3 separate regions of the Mus musculus genome follow, and all the other regions are linked to region 2. The links are chromatin loops, found by intact Hi-C in ENCODE. Cell type or tissue: heart. All regions are shown on one strand.

Region 1 (2,500 bases), 190 kb after region 2:
CCTTGTTCCAGGACTCAAGTATTTCCTTTCTTTCCTTAAAAAAAAACATATTCATTTTATTTCACATGCATTGGTGTTTTTGCCTGCATGTATGTCTGTATGAGGATGTCAGGTCCCCTAGAATTGGAGTTGTAGCTGTGATCTGCATGTGGGTGCTGGGAATTGAACTTGGGTCCTCTGGAAGAGCAACCAGTCCTCTAATGAGACATTCCTCCAGCGCCTGCCTGCCTGCCTTTCTCCCTCCCTCCCTCCTTCCTTCCTTTCTCTTTTAATTTAAAAAAGAAAGCACTAACTTAGAACCATTCAGAATGTCAACAAAACAGCTGCTTTTTTTCTTTTTCTATTTTCCTTTTTGTTTTGTTTTGTTTTGTTTTTTGCAACCACAGGGTGGCATTTTGTTAACAGAACATTGGTTATTTTCATATAAGCTGCATCAGAAACAACTGAAGGTTAAAAAAAACAAAAACAAAACTAGTGTTCTCATACATAATTAAATTGTGTGCTGTGCACCAACAAGAACCTGCTTTAAATTTCCATACCGATTTACAACCCCAAGACTGTCCTAGGCAACTTTATTAGGGCTAGCTGAAGACACATTCAGTAGTTTATTAACTGTACTAGGAGGAGGAGATGGAAGAGGAGCAGGAGGAAGAAGACAATGACGAAAATGTACGGATTTAAAACAAATCTTGCACATCCTTACATTTCAGTGTTTTTTCCTTAAAAGGACAAAGGAGTGAATCATGTACAGGGGGCTGAAATGCTTTATAGAAAAGAAGAACCCCATACTAGAACCAGCGTACTCATCGCCTCCCTCATCTTCTTCATCCTCTTCTTCCTTCTTTGTTTGTTTGGTTTTCTTGCTCTTCCAGCCCTGAAGACCTGCTTTTTTTTTTTTTTTTTTTTTTTGTCTGCATCCGGTTTTCCTCTGGTTCTCTAGGCAGCAATACCCTTTCCTCTTTACTTCAGCTCAGCAGCCTCCTCACAGGGCTGCTTGTTCTCTGCAGTGGAGCTGCCCCACATCGCTCCCAGTATCTTTGCAACGTCACCAATGGATAAGGAAGTACTTCGGTTTTGTTCTGGGGGTGTGACTCAGAACAGAACAGGAAGAAAACTGAAGGAGGCCTCTGTGTGCTTCGTGGTCCTTGCGCTTTCCTTTTGGCCTCCCCTTTAGGAGATGTAGGGTTTTATTTCTCTTTCATAAGAAGCCTTGTCAGCTTTTTCCATGCCCCTTTCTTCTGCAGACGGGTCACCCACTTCTCAGAGCGCTTCTTAGACTCCCCCCCCCTCCCCCTACCAAGAAGCTGATGGAAGCATCCGGATGTTTCTCATGCTCCTCCCAGCGAGTTTGCACAAAGAATTCACATGATGACATTGTTGCTTCACAGCTTGTTAGGATCTGGGCTCTGTTGACATGGAGTTGGTTTTCCTGTGCGAGGCACAGAGTAGCCAAGTGGCTATCCAGCTCTTGCTTGCCCCAGTACTGTCTCTATGGAGCTCAGTGTACTACAGTGGCTGTCCAGTTCCCACTTTCATCTACCATTGATTTACTCTGTTCCCTTTGGAAGACAGAAACGTAGGTCCCTGTAGTGAAGGCCAGCAGGAAGACTTTGCCCTGATATGAAAGCAGTAAACAGGCATCTGCCGGGTACTGGAGGCTAAAAGACTCTCAGTTTACATCTGACCGTGTTGGTGTGTGTTCTGGCCTCAGTGTATAGTATTTTCATGGTCATAGGAGCTTCAGGCTGGAAGAATTCGAAGGGGGATATTAAAGGTCAGGAAATAAAGTGGCTTTCTGATGCATGAATCTTCTTTGCAATATCTCCAGGAAAATATAAAATTGTCTCCATTGAGCATTTCTGGGTACAGATAACTTATTCCCAAGGCCAGTTGTTTCTCTTCAAGATAGAAATTCTTATAATCTGTTAAGCCACCACTCCTCGTCTATAACTATAACTAGACTGTGAAACGAGAATTCCTATCTCCTATTATCTCTGGCCTTGTGTGCTGCCTTAACTCTACGGAATCTGGAAAAACTTTTCGAAAACAAAAAAGGAGAAAATGACAGCCAAAATGAAGCCAGACTTGATAACCTGAATTTCTTGTGCATCATTAACTTAACAAAGTTGCCTTCTAAGGCATGGCACACATAGGTATTGCACATAAAGCTGTGGCCAGAACATGCCAAATGTCCTCCTGCAGAGAGAGAGGGAACCAGAACAAGTACCCAGATAAGGCAGAAGGCACAGATGGGTAATGACCAGAAAGCAGAAAGACAAGCTGGCTGGATGGTACCTTTTGGGTGGTCCTTTCAACAAGGATGCCTTTCTGAAGAGGTGACATTTGGCCACTGTGATCACAGTGACCATGTGCCACTATTTGGTATTCCACTCATTATCATCATTGTGAAGAATTGAGTTGCTGGAGATAGAGCTGCTCAGTGGCCAAGCGTGCACATCTGTAGCATGTGCTCGGCTCTGAGATCCATCTCTAGCACAGT
Region 2 (2,500 bases):
TGCTCAGGCAGATTATACCACCAAGTTCCTTTCTGAGTGCTCTTTTCGTGAATCTTTTGGTAAATTTGCACAATGGGTCAGTCTTCTCCTATGTTCCTTCTTTGCACTGGGGCCTGGCAGCCCGAGGGGAAAAATAGTCTTTCACACAGGGAACTGGCATACGTTTAAATCAAGCAAGCCTAGTGGGATGGTAATGACATTCCCACCATCTGAGTTTCTGCCTTCAGGATATGTGAAGCTAGAAAACAATGTCATTCATTCAACATTTATAGAGAACACACAGTGTACAGGGGCGCTGTGCAAGTCTTGGAGGGCAGGCAAAAGTGCAAACCCTAACCCGCTCTTGAGGATTCCTGCCAAGAAGAGCATGACAACTGCAACACGGACCTTACACTCCTGGAAGGAATTCTTGGGTGAATAAAGTCTGCTTATTTAAAGTAAGCATGGAAAACTATACCAACAGCTCGATGTACCTTTCAGGAATAGGACAGATAAGTGGGATTTAGTCATAATCTCTAAGGTGTTAGAGCGCTCGGTGATGAAGGTGTTCTCAGCTTGCTTTGAGTTACTTGTGTATCGGGACAGTTGGCAGAATCCTAACAAAGAGAGGGCCAATACTTCTATATGGAGGTGGCTAACTTTGAGGGAAAGTGGCTTCCAAGGAGAACAAAAAGGTAACATTTTCATCTGGAGCGATCCCAACCACCACTGAGGCATCCTAATACCCTGGGTAAAACCTCTGTGCCCAGGCTCAACCTTAGACAGCGCCGGGTTGAGCAGTGCATCTCAGCATCCTGGAGTCCACTGCACGCACCGAGTTCCCCCCCGCACCCCGGTCGCCTGCCTGGCGCCTTCAAGGTCGCCATGGCAACCATGGGGTACCAAGACCAGTCCCTGAACGTCCAGCCTAGAAATTCAAACTGGCAGCAGTGGCACGAGCGAGTCGCCTCAGCTCCTCCCCCGAGGGAATAGCGCGATCCTCGGCCGTGGGCACCACTTGTGCAGCATCAGTGGCAGAGCGCTCCTCCGGCTCCAGATCGGCCGGGATCCGGAGCTCGAGCGCGCCACGCCGCCTCTCATCTGGTTTCTCCGCCGGGCCAGTCGCTTCTTCGGGCCAGACAGGCCGCCCATCCTTTCACCGCTTTACGGATTTCCGGGGGCGACGAATTTTGCCTCGGTCCCTACGAGCATCTCTCCGCTTCGCTCCCCCGCCCCTCGCGACTCCCCCCACTCCTGGGCGCGCGCGCGCACACTCACTCACACTCTCAGGCGCGCGTGCGCACGCCCGCGCGCCCCGAGCCGCGGAGTCTCCAGCGCCCCTGAGCAGATCCCACTCTCCCGGGCGCTGCTACTCACACAGGCTTCCAGCCGCCACGGGGCGTCCTCTGTCTGCGGCAGCAGCGGCGGCGCGAGCGGAGGCTGCAGTCTAGCCGGGTCTGGCTGCTCGGCGCCCTGGACAGAGTCCGGCAGAAGCGCGATCGGGAGGAGACGCCGAGGCAAGGAGGAGCCGCGCCGCGCCCGGCGCTCGCTTGCCTCGAATCCCCGCACCGCGGCCCCAGGTAAGCGGCTCCGCGGCCCGCAGCATCCCCGGGGCGTAGGGACTCGCCGCCCATGGGGGGTTCCCGGTCCCGCCCCCGTCGTGGCCGGGGAACAAGGCACCGAGGGGAGTGGGCGAGGGGGGAGGGGAGCGGAGCTGGAGGTGAGGCTGGAAGGCAGCGGTGTGGGGGAGCCCCCTGCGCCCTTCCCCGACGCTCCTCGGGCTCCCGCACTTTTATGAGCCGGGGGTGCTCAGCGCCCCACACAGATGTACTCCGCTCTTTTTTATCGCTGGCCGGCTAGAGTCCGCTCGGGCTCCGCGCCTACCACGCACCAACCGCCTCCCCTGCACCTTGGACAGCGCACCCCGCCGCTCGCCTCCCGGGGACCGCACCCGGGACCCTGTCCTGCCCGCGCAGCCCTCCGGTTGTTCCGTTCTTCCCATAGTGTCCTCCTCCTGTCTTGCATAGCATCTCCCTGCCTTGGCGTTCTCTACTCTGGCGCGGGCCAGAAACTTTCCTCTCTGCCCGATCTGCGCGAGGTACTATTGTTGTTATTTGTGTCTTTCCTTCTCGCTGGGAACTGGACACAAGGACAGGTCTTCCTCTGCGGGCGATCGCCTGCCTTTCCCAGTCCAAGACCGCACTGGGCAGCCGGACTTGGACACCCGGCCGGCGCCTCGGCAGCTGGACGCCCGCGGGTTCCCCGCCTCTCTGGACACGTGCACTCCTCCCACGGACGCGGCCCCTCCCGGACCACCCTATGTCCTACCCCTGCATGGCCACGGCCACCCCATAGGTTGGACACCCGGGATCGCGGGCTCTGATTGGTTGATCTCATAACCCCGCCTCCTTGGAGGGGGTGGTTCTGGAGTGTTGTGGTTGTCATCCCGCAGCGAGCACATGGGGGAAGTGGGGTCGACAGGTGGGGAAACCCAGCTCTATGGCATACACATCCCAGTGTA
Region 3 (2,500 bases), 100 kb after region 2:
TGAGGGTACAGCTAAGCATCTTAGCAGACATCCTGTTGTATTGCCTTGTCGGTCCTGACTTAGAGAAGTGCAGAGAGTGAAAGCCACAGGACGAGTTCTCCGCAAATGGTGGCCAGGTTATGCCATGCAATACCTACAGTGAGTTGAAAAATATTTGAATCCAAAAAGCATTTCCTATGCCTCCTACCCACTGAAGTCGTATCTTAATGATGGCACTCCTCAGTGAATGGGCTGTCTACCCTGCCTGTCTCCTCCCTGGCTGGGAGTCAGGACGTTCTACTGATGCTCAGCCCACACATTACCAGCCCCACAGGACATCAAAATGCACTGAATATTCAGATGCATCACTGTATATGGTTTGACACCATCACAAATTGAACCACTATAAATGAAAGAGCATCAATTTACAAAGCAAGAACAAAACAGGTGCACCTAGGAAAGCACAGACCCTCAAAAAGAATGCAATTCCTTCCCTCGTGGGGCACTGTACAATTTGTGCATCGTGAATCTCTTTCTCTCTATATGTACCTAATAGTACTTATGCCTGATTGTGAGAATGGAAAGGCAAAGGAGGTAAATGGTGCTTTTGGCAAGAGAGTTAGTATGTGCAACTTTATATAGGTTCTTCACACTATGAAATGGTGTCTTCATAGTACCAAGTGCCACGCAAAGATAACAGGACATTCAGTGTGGCCTCAAACTGAAGGGAAGAAAGAGACAGGGTTCTAGAGGGAGGTGGTTTTCACTGTAAAGGATGAAGAGGAGTAAACATTTTCCCTGTTCATGACCACCCAGCTCTTTCCATTGCCAGTGGTAGCTGCCTTGGCACCCTGAATCCTTTTCTTCCCAACAGAACCGCAAAGTCACTTTGAGATGCCCCATGGCGGTGCATGGCCTTCCATCTTGGATCCTCCTTTTTTGGTCTCTGCTCTGCTTTCTTTCCACCATTCTCGTTTGTGTGCTTGATTGCTCTCCAGGCCTCACAGCCGCACCCTCTCTGACACTGACTTAATACTTCCCAAGGTTCAGGCTCTTTAGGTTGGACCCAGTGCTGGTCTGGGTTAGTTCCAGTTAACCTTCACTCTCACCGGCTGCTATTCTGGCACTGCCTCTGCCAATCCATCACTCTGCCAAAAGGAGAAAGGACATTTTAATGTTGGAAGAAGGTAGAATTGGAAACACTATGTGCCCCAGCAGTGTAGCAGTTTCTACAGGGCAGAAATACAAGGAAATAATGACATGGATAGAGATTCTTGGCTTGAAACCCTAAGAGCAGTTTCTGAGGGTGGCCACCTGATGGCTTCTCTCATGTCAGGGCAAACACCAATTCTCATAAAAGCATTTGGTTAAGCCCATCAGTGAGAGAGGAGATTGAATAACTCTCCTCATTTACACGAGTGCTTCATGTTTAGCCCTGAAGAATGACGATTCTAATCTAGACAAGAGGTCAGTGTGCAACTGGCCAGGCTTCTCAAATTCCTGTCCCCTGGGCCCTCTTCTTGGAGTCTTCTCAGCCCCGTTCTTGTGGGAACCAGTAACAGTTGTCCCTCTGTGAGGGTGTGACTATAATGAGGAGTTATTGGAAAATATGGGTGGAAAGCTGCAGAGAGAATCATACGAATCAACAAATCAACAGGAAAACAGATACACACACCCCATACAGAGGGACAAAATACATGACTCACGGGGCAGAGACACCCCCACTCAGTGTTTCCTTTCAGACTACAGAGTGCCGTAAGGTGGGTGTCCTCAGAGCTTCCGAGGAACACCTGGCAGGTGAGAGATACAGGTTTGATTTAAAAACCTGTCCATGCTCTCCAGGATCCCCCCGCCCCCCAATGGTTGCTTTCTTTAAAATGAACTGAACAAGCCTACACTATTAGCACGTTCTAGGTTAAATCTGTCTCTCCTATAACTATAACGGAGACCGTTGTCCTTTTCCTAAAATCTGTTCAAGTGGTTTTGTTTTTGTTTCTGTTTTCTGAGACAGGGTCTCCATAGGTAGCTCTGCTGTCCCAGACCTCACCATGAAGCCTGGCCTGGCACTCCCAGATCCTCTTGTCTCCATCTCCCAGATGCTGGGGTTAAAGGTTTGTGCCACCAGATCCAGCTTGTGTTCAGTGTGTTTTCTTTTCTGTTTGTGTGTGTATGTGTTTGCACTTATACATGTATGTAAACTGGGGGCCAATCTTAGTTGTCTTTGAGGCATTCACTGTTTCTTTTGAGACCGAGTCTCTCAGAGGCCTGGAACTCACCAAGTAGACTAATTGGCCACTGAACCCAAAGCATTCTTCTGAGCTCTGCTAAATTCTCAGATACCAAGGGCATGCCACCACACCAGGCTTTCCACTGGGGCTCAGGGGGTCCCAGTCAACAAAGTCAGCATTTTAATGAGTGCACTATCTCCTCAATCCTGTTTTTATTTCTCTTTCTGAGACAGGGTCTTGCCATGTCTGATGTGTAGTCCTGGCTGGACTAGCACTATCAATGAGGACCGAGC

The links. Hi-C counts contacts between places; a loop is a spot of excess contacts. Peaks named below come from ENCODE experiments on the same cell type or tissue, not always from the same donor. Only the 100,000 strongest peaks of a DNase experiment are listed, where the experiment ranks them.
Region 1: a loop joins it to region 2, with 1.9 times the contacts of the local background. A loop is called at or near these places in 4 of 42 quality-filtered maps.
Region 3: it touches region 2 in a loop (2.1-fold over the local background); 2 of 42 quality-filtered maps call a loop at or near these places.

The regions. Positions count from the first base shown.
Region 1 is chr14:77,342,812-77,345,311 of GRCm38, forward strand. The region is part of intron 3 of Enox1 (ecto-NOX disulfide-thiol exchanger 1); the gene reads left to right. Among named protein-coding and RNA genes, the nearest start is that of Gm41217, 27 kb to the right of the region's middle. In heart, no CTCF peak of the experiment used is centred here; DNase peaks (open chromatin) are centred at 1,050 and 1,460; H3K27ac peaks cover 732 bases.
Region 2 is chr14:77,155,484-77,157,983 of GRCm38, forward strand. Enox1 (ecto-NOX disulfide-thiol exchanger 1) reads left to right here and starts at 1,280. Exons shown (of 19, transcript NM_172813.3): 1 at 1,280-1,559. In heart, a CTCF peak has its summit at 1,377; DNase peaks (open chromatin) are centred at 1,308 and 2,318; H3K4me3 peaks cover 2,165 bases; H3K27ac peaks cover 1,700 bases; H3K27me3 peaks cover 789 bases.
Region 3 is chr14:77,258,834-77,261,333 of GRCm38, forward strand. All of the region lies in intron 1 of Enox1 (ecto-NOX disulfide-thiol exchanger 1), which reads left to right. Among named protein-coding and RNA genes, the nearest start is that of Enox1, 100 kb to the left of the region's middle. In heart, no CTCF peak of the experiment used is centred here; a DNase peak (open chromatin) is centred at 1,498.